Regions from separate parts of the Homo sapiens genome. Here region 2 is linked to region 1. A link is a loop called in an ENCODE intact Hi-C map of the cell type or tissue named here. Cell type or tissue: heart left ventricle. All regions are shown on one strand. Each heading gives the region's core, and the rest is flanking DNA. Links, peaks and the distances in the headings are about the cores only. Region 1 has its middle 94 kb from the start of TNIK. Region 2 overlaps TNIK (TRAF2 and NCK interacting kinase).

The links. Hi-C counts contacts between places; a loop is a spot of excess contacts. Peaks named below come from ENCODE experiments on the same cell type or tissue, not always from the same donor. Only the 100,000 strongest peaks of a DNase experiment are listed, where the experiment ranks them.
Region 2: it touches region 1 in a loop (2.7-fold over the local background); 46 of 110 quality-filtered maps call a loop at or near these places.

Annotation. Positions count from the first base shown.
Region 1 is chr3:171,552,051-171,557,436 of GRCh38, reverse strand. No RefSeq gene overlaps it. Among named protein-coding and RNA genes, the nearest start is that of TNIK, 94 kb to the right of the region's middle. RefSeq lists a silencer at 1,004-1,298. In heart left ventricle, for the core only: no CTCF peak of the experiment used is centred there; no DNase peak of the experiment used is centred there.
Region 2 is chr3:171,165,443-171,170,828 of GRCh38, reverse strand. It overlaps TNIK (TRAF2 and NCK interacting kinase), which reads left to right. Exons shown (of 33, transcript NM_015028.4): 10 at 3,559-3,734. Among named protein-coding and RNA genes, the nearest start is that of MIR569, 61 kb to the right of the region's middle. In heart left ventricle, for the core only: a CTCF peak has its summit at 2,467; no DNase peak of the experiment used is centred there.

The DNA of each region.
Region 1 (5,386 bases), core at 213-5,212:
AGTATCATGCACAGTGGCAAAGCTTAATGCATAGTAGTGAATGAATGAATGAATGAATGAATGAATGAATGAATTGGATAACCTAAAAAAACCTGAATCCACAGTATGGACTCAGTTATGTTGGATTCATGTTAAAAAACTGATTTTCCACCCCTTATTTTTCTATAAGTTCTTATCAAAATTAATGATATTATTGTTATTTTTCTAACAAGGTATTGCCCATTTTATCTCCTTTCAAAACCAGGCCAGTTAGAAAGCACAGATTACAATATTATCAGGGATAACGGTGTCAGTAGAAGCCCATAGTTGCTCCCACAGTATCTGTGGCTTCAGTAGCAAAAAAGGATAAGAAAATTACATATTTTGTTGCTAACCTTCACCTTGAACAGCGTAATGGATAGCCAAACCCTAGCAGTTTCTCTTGCTAAGAATAAGGCAGAAACAACTCTCAAGGAAATGCTTTCTGGAACTTTGGAAGTCCCCAGTTACAGTCATTGGCCTGGCTTGATTCCAAAGTTGGGAAAGAGACTGCTCAGAGAAAATCACCTATATAGGTAGTGAAATACTTCTGCTCCGTTTTGATATCCCCATTCATTGAAGATCTTCCTCCATATGGGCTAAAAAGGATGACAGACGAGCATTTTTCAGGTCCTCAATCATCAAGCATGTGTGTTCAGCACCAAACAGAAACCAGAGCGGCAATCCCAGGTTTACCTTGCAGCAGGAAGCCTGTTGCTATGGAGACACAGATGTGCCTCCAGAGCAGTCATGATTCTGGCAGGTTTTAAATGTCCTTAGAAATCCAAAAGTTAAAGATACAATCTCCCCAATCACAGGCTATGGATTTCTAGCTCTGTGGGGCTTACCTTGCATCTTCTCTGTCACTTCACAATTGTCATTTCTCATGAAAGACTTTGTAATCTTTCTGAGCACTCACTTTTCAAGAGGGCAGTCAGCCCTTTCCCCCTGACCCTCATTCGGGCGGAGGAAGAAATAGGAAAATGGCACCCTCACCACGGAGTTGTGCCAGCTACAGCTTGACCTGAAGTGGCCTCGTCTGCTTCTGCCTCACTAAGCAGGACGATTTTCTGGCAGTGTGCAGCCCTTTCTGCTGTCACCTCAGCCCTGGGACTTGTCTATGATGTGTGCTGGCTCTAAGTGATAAGTCTCTGGGTGATCCTCTGTCATTTTTGCTTCCTTTTCTGCTGCATGAAGATTCTCATAAAAAGCACATGGATTTCCTAGGTCTGTATTTCATTTTGTGTCTATTGTGAAAGTCTTTTCTCTGAATGTCTTGAAGTGTCTGGACACCCTTCCTTTGCAAAAAACTCCATCATCTTCCCTACATCTCAAGATTAGGTTATAAATGGGAAGTTCATGTTGAGGTTGGTGTCACTGTGAGGCGGCCACCTGTAAGTGCCAAAAAGTACTGTTTGGGAGGAATAAATATTTAATAATATGGAAAGATGATCACTATATATTAAGATACAGGTTATGAAATAATTAACATTATAATACACTACATATACTTGCACATAAATATTTGTAAAAAGGGACCAAAAAGACCAACATGAAGTATTAACAATCCTTATCTCTCATAAGTAAGTGTGTTTTTTTTTTTTTTCATTTTTCTTCTAGGTACATATCTTTATTTTCCAAATTTTCTACAATGGACAGATTTTGTTTTGGTAATCAGAAAAGATGAGCAAAATATATTTTTAATTTTCTAAATAAATCAGCATCCCAATAAATAAGTTTGGATTCGTACATCCAGAAAGAAGAAGGATTAGTACATCTGGGGGTGCAGGTATACAGCATGATGCTTTGTGCTTAGCAATACAGGGCAGGTGAGCATGAACTCCTGGGACTTAGCACAGGCCCCACCCCTGAGGCAGGCAAGGCCCAGATTTCATCCCATTTCAGCCAGAGTTGACCCCAAAGAGCCAGTTGGGTAGCAGGTGATCCTCAGGAGTCAGGCACATGGGCTTTCTGCCTTAGTCAAATTTGGCAACTCAAACTATGGGGTAGGAGTAGTAGTGGCCCTCATTCTGAGGAATGGGAAGACCATCTAAGGAGCTGACAGGCGGCCCTGCCTTCCCTTGGCCCTTCCTTCCCGTAAGGATTGTGTTATGTATGCTTTTTGTCAGGGAACGGGCCAAAAAGGATCATTCCCCTTCTCTATCTCTTTAGGAGCAAACAACATCTCCTAGAAAGGCCAGTTATGTCAGGTAGATAGTGCAATACCCTCTGCTCCATCTTCATGGCCCAACTCACTGGAAACCTTCCTCTATTTGGGCTTAAAAAGATGACAAAGGACTATTTTCAGAGATCCTCATTTTTTTTTTTTTTTTGAGACGGAGTCTCACTCAGTCACCCAGGCTGGACTGCAGAGTGCAATGGTGCGATCTCTGCTCACTGCAACCTCCACTTCCCAGGTTCAAGGGATTCTCCTGCCTCAGCCTCCCGAGTAGCTGGGATTACAGGCATGCGCCACCATGCCTGGCTAATTTTTGTATTTTTAGTGGAGATGGGGTTTCACCATGTTGGCCAGACTGGTCTTGAACTCCTGACCTCAAGTGATCCGCCCGCATCGGCCTCCCAAAGTGCTGGGATTACAGGCATGAGCCACCACGCCCAGCCAATCCTCATTCTTTACATGGAACAATTCTAGAATCTATAGCCCAGTCATGGAGATAGGGTATTACCCCAAACCTCCTTTAGCATTAGAGCAATGGAAAGTCAGCCCCACCTGCTCTGAGGAAAGAGACTTCTGGTTTGGTGAAACTCTGAATGACTGAGTTAGGGGCTGTGGATGACCAGCAGCTGGGTGAATTAGGGAGCATAGGTAGGAGTAACAGGAATCAGCGTGGTCCCTGCAGCACCAAGGGACATCAACTTTTTATGGTAGAAGACATTCCTCAGAATTGGGGCATCTCAGGCCATACCACTTATTTATACCAAAGTCAACCCATTCTAAATCCAAACTCCCTTTTAAGGAGGTCTAAACCAACCTTAAAGGGATGTATTATAAAGATGGTTTAATCTCTAGAGATGGAGACTGAGCATTAGTATTTTTATAATCCTTCTGCTAACTCCAATGGGCAGCCACAAGGTCGAGAACCACTACTCTTGATTGATAGCAGATACTCCATTGAATGGCACCAGTAGGATCCTCACCACACCCATTACACCATGAGATTAGAGGTGGTGTTGTTCCTGTCTGTGTGGCCTGCTAGCCAGGTGTAACAGCTCTTCTCACAATTCTGTAAACAGCCAAGACTTTTAAAGTAAATTTCTTTTCTACCTAAATCAGCTGGAGTCATTTACTTTTACTTACACTAAGAACCTTGACTAACACAAACTCCAACCTCTATGTTGCCAAAACCCAATGTCCCTTTTCTGGCCTCAGCTTACTCAGCCTCTCAGGCTACATCGGACGCAATTAATCCATTATTTTCTTTCTGAAGCACTTCCAGAACACTTGGCATTTTGTGAGCACTCCAAATACTTCTCCAACTTCAGTAGTCCCTCCTTCTGTCTCCTTCTGATTCCTCTTTCTGTACTTTATCTCTAAATCATGGGTTTCCTTCTTTTTTTTTTTGAGATGGAGTCTCACTCTGTTGCCCTGGCTGGAGTGCAGTGGTGCGATCTCGGCTCACTGCAAGCTCTGCCTCCCGGGTTCACGCCATTCTCCCACCTCAGCCTCCTGAGTATCTGGGACTACAGGTGCGTGCTGCCATGCCCGGCTAATTTTTTGTATTTTTAGTGGAGACGGGGTTTCACCGTGTTAGCCAGGATGGTCTCGATCTCCTGACCTTGTGATCTGCCTGCCTTGGCCTCCCAAAGTGCTGAGATTACAGGCGTAAGCCACTGGGCCCAGCCATGGGTTTCCTTCTTAACTCAAGGTGATCTCATCCATTCTCATGGTTTTAAAACCATTGACATGTATGTATCTTCAGCACTGACCTTTCTCCTAAACCCCAATCTTATATATGCCTTCTAATCATACACAATATCTGCTATGGGATATCTAATATATCTCAAATTTGGCATGTCCAAAATGAAACTCTTGAGTTCACTCTTAAAACTGTTCTTCCCCATTTCCCCAATTTCAGGAAATGGTTTCACCATCCACCCAGTTGCTCAAACCAAAAATGCAAGAGTCAGACGTGTTTTTTCTCTTTTTCTTACTCCCCACATATAAACTCTCAAGTACTCTCAGTACAAACATATAATCCTAATTCAGCCTCTTCTTTCTATCTTCATGGTTCCTACCTGGTCCAAGCCACTACCAGCCTCTCAAAGCCTCTTAGCTGACCCTCCTATTTGAACTCTTCATTCCACGTTCCAAATAGCAGCCAAGGTGATAAAAAAACAAACAGACAGATATAAGTCAGATCCAATTCCTCCCATGGTTAGAACCTTCTAACAGCTGAGAATGAGATCTGAAGCTCTTATGTAGGCCTATAAGAGCTATGGTATTTCTACCTCTCCAATGTATCTTATATTACTCTCCCTCTCTACCATTGTGTTTCAGTCATATTGGCTACTTCCTATTATTCTAAAATGTCAAGCCGTCTCAACCTCAGGGCCTTTGCAGTTGCTGGCCCCTCTACCTGGAACACTCTCCCCTCAGTTACTTGCATATTCAACTTCTCATCATTCAGGTCCCAGTTCAAATCTCACTCCTTAGCAAGGCCTTTCATGATCACCTGATTGAATGAGTCATCCCCCAACTTCCACCACTCTCTATTATATATATATTTTCTACTTTTTTCATAGCACTTATCACTTTCTGAAATTATCTTATGCATATGTTTGTTTTTCTCACTGGAGTAGAAGTTCCATGGGAGCAGGATCTTACCTGTCTTACCCATTACACAATTTTCTGCACCTAGAACAGTCTCTGGCATGTACAAAGTAAGCTTTCAATATATATTTTTGAATGAATTAATTGACAATTTCCTAGAAAATCGTTTATCTCATCATCTGGTGAATCTAATTAAACATCAGCCTCTCTTCCTGCCTTATGATGTATAGTGCAGTGAATGGAACTTTTCCTTCTATGTTATCTGGACATCCTGTAGCAAATAAGGGTCACTGTAACCAATCAAATGACCACATGGAAAGGGGATGGATCTCCTAGCCAAACTTGGATTTCAGTCCTGTTTTCACCATTCATTCCTTCAACCCAACAGAAGATGTGGATAAGGGGGTGGGCAGCACACAAGCAACAGTTGAAGTCATGAGCATAGATGAATGGAAAAAAGAAAAGACAATGATCCCCCGGGCGATATCAACATGCAAGGGCTGGACTAGGAAACAGTTTCCAACGAAGTGGTTTCTAGAAGCCAAGGGCAAAGCAGTGTGTAGTCAACCCACCAAA
Region 2 (5,386 bases), core at 118-5,117, 390 kb after region 1:
TCCATCCATCTCAGCCTCCCAAAGCACTGGGATTATAGGTGTGAACTACCGCACCTGGCCAGAAGTGGGGATTTCTGCTCCTAAGTCCTAAAGGCGGATGCTGTGTTCCTTAAGTCCAATGATGCTCAGAGATTGCTGGGGGCAATGTCATCATAGTCATCATCATCATAATAGCAAACACATATGTGGCATTTATGATACCAGGCACTGTTCTCAATATTTTACATGAATTAATTCACTTATCATAACTTTTTTTGAGATAAGTACTAATAATATCCCCATTGAATGCAGCCAGGGAAACTGAGACACATAGAAGTTAAGTAATTTGTCCAAGTTAGTAAGTGATGCAACTCAAAGTAAAGGAAGAGGGTAGCTTTTGGAAATAGGGCAGGGCCAATGCAAATTTTAGGCCAAATTGCGTTTAGGGAGTCTGATGATTACCAAAAACTTTTAACCCAACTGATTATAATAGCTAATGTAACAATCTTTCCAGCATTTTGAATTCCCCCAACACAATTTAACATATAAACAGGTTCAATCTGGGAAGATAAAGTATTTAGTGACTCTGATAGTAGAACTAGTATTATCAGACTGTAGGTACCAATCATTACCATTTATTTCTCCATGCCAACCCTTGGGAAATCAGTTTTACTAACCTTAGGTGTTTTTATTTTATAAGAGACAGAACTACATTACTATCAGCAGAGATTCAAGCAATAAAGTTATATAAATGTACTTTAAACTCATTAGAACACTCAGCAAACAGTGAGGTAATATTCAACATAGGTGAAGTGTTTTCACTCTTAAATAAGTGTGTAATTAAGCATATTGATTCTTTGGTCATGCTAACTTAAGACACTACGAATCCTTCTTTGAAGACTCATTTTAAGTAAACATTATTTTCTCTTCAAAGGGTGCCACTTGAAGAAGATATGAAATATATTACCAGCTTTGTAGTTCTGCACAAGTGGGCCCATCTTTTAGGCCCAAAGTTATTCTCTTGAATATCTCTGAGTTTTTTCTCCCAGCAAGGCATACTGGGAAAAAGTACTCTGTTTAATAACTAATTTCATTAAACTTGAACACTATTCCATTCTGGAGATCTGGAGATTTCTCTGACTGTTATTTTAGATGCCAATATCAGGGAATAGACTGTACAGTCTATTAAATCTGGATCTTACTTTTAAATTGAATGTGATTTCTTTTATTTATCAACCTCTAATTAATAGTTGGTTGAGTACTTTATAAAAAAAAGCACTTCTGGCAGGTGCGGTGGCCCATGCCTGTAATACCAGCACTTTGGGAGGCTGAGGTAGGCGAATCATCTGAGGTCAGGAGTTTGAGACCAGCCTGGTCAACATGGCAAAACCCTGTCTCTACTAAAAATACAAAAATTATCCAGGTGTGGTGTCATACACCTGTAGTCCCAGCTACTCAGGAGGCTGAGGCAGGAGAATCACTTGAACGTGAGAGGCAGAGGTTGCAGTGAGCTGAGATCATGCCATTGCACTCCAGCCTGGGTGACAGAGCAAGACTCCATCTAAAAAAAAAAAAATAATGATAATAAAATAAGCACTTCCTTCTAGTTGCCAGCAAGAAAAAGAGAACTGCCATTTATATTCCTTATAAATATTTCATACCTTTCTGTCTTAATTTTTGTTTTCATCTTTTTAATACTGATTTTTCTACCTGGAAAAGTACTGTATGGAGTTTGTTTATATCTTCATGCAGGTCAGCCTCATTCTCTTCAATTCATTCCTTAGGAGTGTCCTTTATTTCATTACATTTTTCTGGCAAGGTTTCTTCTTAGATGAGATCATATTTATGCCTCCACAGATTTATTTGATTGATCTGAGAAAGAGAAGAATATCCGCTCTCCAAACCTCCCTTTCTGTCCCTCAAAAGTGCAGACTTGAAGGTGGCCATATTGCAGCTCTTGTCCAGAACCTTCATCACGCATTCACTCATGCACCAAACACACAGCTCAGGTAGTGTGCTCATGATGCAAAGATGGCTCAGGCACGTTGATGCTGCTGATGATTTTCAGTGGGAAGAAGCAAGGATATGCATGGAAGCACTTAACAAGGAGGTGCACAGAGTGTCCTGCTGTCACTATTTCTAGTCCACAGTGTGGCCAACGCTGATTCATCCTGGGGCAACCCCAAGCACAGTAGGCTACCTTTATTTCTAGGTAAAATATTTTAAAAGCTTGAATGTAGCTTAGAAATTTAGAGCGGAAAAAAAAAATACCAGTGATTCAGTACTTTAAAAACATGGAATAAAGTGAAAAACTGCTTTGACCAGGGCAGCACTAGAGAGTGGTGCATACAAAAGTGCCCTGTCATGTTTGAGTGTTGAAGAACATGCTCTCCATTGTGTTCTGTGTGGTGAGGGCACCTCTCAGGCCTGGAGAGTATGTATGCAGGGACTGCCGGGCAAAGGCTCAGTCCTGGGATCCACTCCTGTATCTCCCCTGTGCACCACAGGAGAGCAACAGAGAGCACAAAACAGATCATTCCTGCTCTGGGCAGGACAGGAAGGGTGACCCGAGTTTCATCAAGGTCTCCTGGAGTGCCTTGGAAAAGCATGCTATAGAGTCATAAGCTTAATTATTGATGACTCTGAACAATTTCTTGGAACTTTCAGCAAGAACATGCGTGCTTAACTCATGAATCACGGCTGAAGTCCACCATTAATTTCTGCCACATTGTGGCCTTACTGCCATAATCGTAGGTATGGTATCTCTCGCCAGCTCTCCCCTGCCAGGTCTCTGGCGTGGGGTTTATCTTTGAGGAAATATTGCCTTTCTAGAGGAAGATAAATTTGCATCTGGGTGTGAACTTAATTCTTTAAAGTTAAATGTCTAAGTCCTTGAGTTAACGACAAAGGTACACATATACTTATATGTTCTTATTCCTTGGAAAGCAGCGTTCAAAAGTGATTCTGAAACTACTGGTTACAAAGTTTGCCTAATCAAAGTTCACTTCATCATATAAAAATCTTGCTCATTTCTACGAAATGCACTCCCTGTTACCTATCCAACCTTGGTTTTACTTTCCTCCAGCTTGCATCTTCTGCCTTATTTAAGTGGCTCACCTCAGTGTCCCCCAACATACATTATTCTCATCCTAGCCTGAGTTTTTCACTGTCATCCTACATATCTGAACTATCCTTTCCCCAGAGTGATTTTCTCCTAATTTTTAAAGGCCCAGCTATGGTTTCCTTATTCCAATAGCCCTTCTAGATGTGATTCCCATAGGGGTCTTTTTCTTCCCTGCGTCCTTTTGGTCTGCTATGTAATGTTACATATAAATTGTGCAAAAATGCTTTCATGTGCATAACTACCTTCTGCTACCTCAATTGCACGTTGATGATGATGATGCCTTTGAACCCATTATGCCTAATATAGTGCTACAACTGTTTTCTGATTAGTGGATGATCCCTATGCCAGCCAATTGGACCTTAAAAAAAGAAAAAGTCCCAGCATTTCAGAAATTACACATTTGCTTTTCTTTGGATCGCCGTTTTATCTGTGGATTCATTTCTTTTGTTTGGCAGGTCAAAAAAATTCCAGTCATTTATTGAGAGCTGCTTGGTAAAGAATCACAGCCAGCGACCAGCAACAGAACAATTGATGAAGCATCCATTTATACGAGACCAACCTAATGAGCGACAGGTCCGCATTCAACTCAAGGACCATATTGATAGAACAAAGAAGAAGCGAGGAGAAAAAGGTTAGACGCACATTTGTATTTCAGCAGCAGAAACAAAAGATGGAGTGAATCATGGGCGCTTGATGTATTTGGAGGTGACTATGGGGATTTCAAATGGGCCTGCATTATTCTTTAGTGCGAGGGGCTGTCTCTGAGACCACAGCCTCTGGGCATCAGTGGCGTGAGACTATTGAAGTAGAATCTTTCATGAAAAAAATAGAACTGCAAGAAACATTACCTCTGCCAGGCACTGAACAAAGTCATGTTGAATGATACTATGAAGTACTTTAATATGACAAGTGATTTTCTTAATTCAAATTAATATTCATGTTTAGAAGACTAAAACTCTACAGAAGACAGATAACCTAAAGAAAAAAATTCATCTAGTTGACATTTTTCTGTACTGACATTCTTCAACATTTAAATTTATGTGCTCTGAGGCTCATTTCTAATTCTGTTATTTAGAAGTCAGAAATAATTTTTTTATAGTTGCAGTGATAGAAAAGATCATTAGGTTGCCAGGCTTGCTGAATGGAACATCAGATTTTTGAGCTGAAGGTCATTTAACACACTTCTTTATTTTATATATGCAAAAGCACATCTTTGTGACTCTAGCTCTTATATGTCACTGTCTCTTCACTGCATCATTGAAAGAACATGAGTCCAAACTTGGAGTCTCAGGCTGCACCCTACCTTTTTGAATGGAAGCTTACATTTTTAACTAGCATAGAAATGGTATGCTAATACTGTATATTAGGGAACATTGAGGTGAGCTGCCAAATGAGACAAAATGCAAGCCAAAGAAAAGTGAAACTAAGGTTGGATGGGTAAGGGGAGTGCATTTTGTAGAAATGAGCAAGATTCTTATATGGTGAAGAGAATTTTCATTAGGCAAATTTTGAAACCAGTAATTTCAGAATCACTTTTGAACTTTGCATTCCAATTAACAACTCATGAGTCATAGCTAAGGTTCACCACTAATTTCTACTACATTGTGTGCTTGCTGCCATAATCATCGGTATGGTATCTCTCACCAGCACTCCCCTACCCTGTGCCTCTCTGGCATAGGATTTATCTTTGAGGAAACAGTACCTTTCTAAAGGAAGACAAATTTGTTCTTGGAGATTGACTAGCATATTGACTGCGCCATGACCAAGGTAAAAACTTGCATGGTCTGGAGCAGGTTTAATGGCTAGCTGAGGTAGGGCAAGTTAGAGTATGGGAAGAGAGAAATGGAGAGGACAGCAGTGAGGGCTTTCTGGGTAGACAGCAGGAGGGGGTTGCTGCTGGGAGGATAGCAGTGAAAGGCAGTGTGAGGCTGGAAAGCTGAGCATTAACAGTGTGGTGAGTGGACAGTAGAGAGGAAGACCAGAGACTGAGGATGGGAGGGGAGGCACATGGTGATGTGCTTGTTCTTGCTTCCTTCCTCTCCATTTCTCTCCTCTCTTCAGTTCAGAGGCAGTAGCGGAGGGTAGCCCACAGACAGGACAGAGGCTGCCTTTCTGTTATTTGCATTTCCTTTCTTCTTTGCCTCTGCAGTTAATACCCATAACACAAGCTGGGGACTAGCGGTGGGGGCGGTGAGCAGTATGAAAGTTGAGACTGGATTGGAGAGGTAAGATCAGCAGAGGGCTAAGGCAGGATGAGAGAATCTCAGTGAAGGTTCCAGAAAG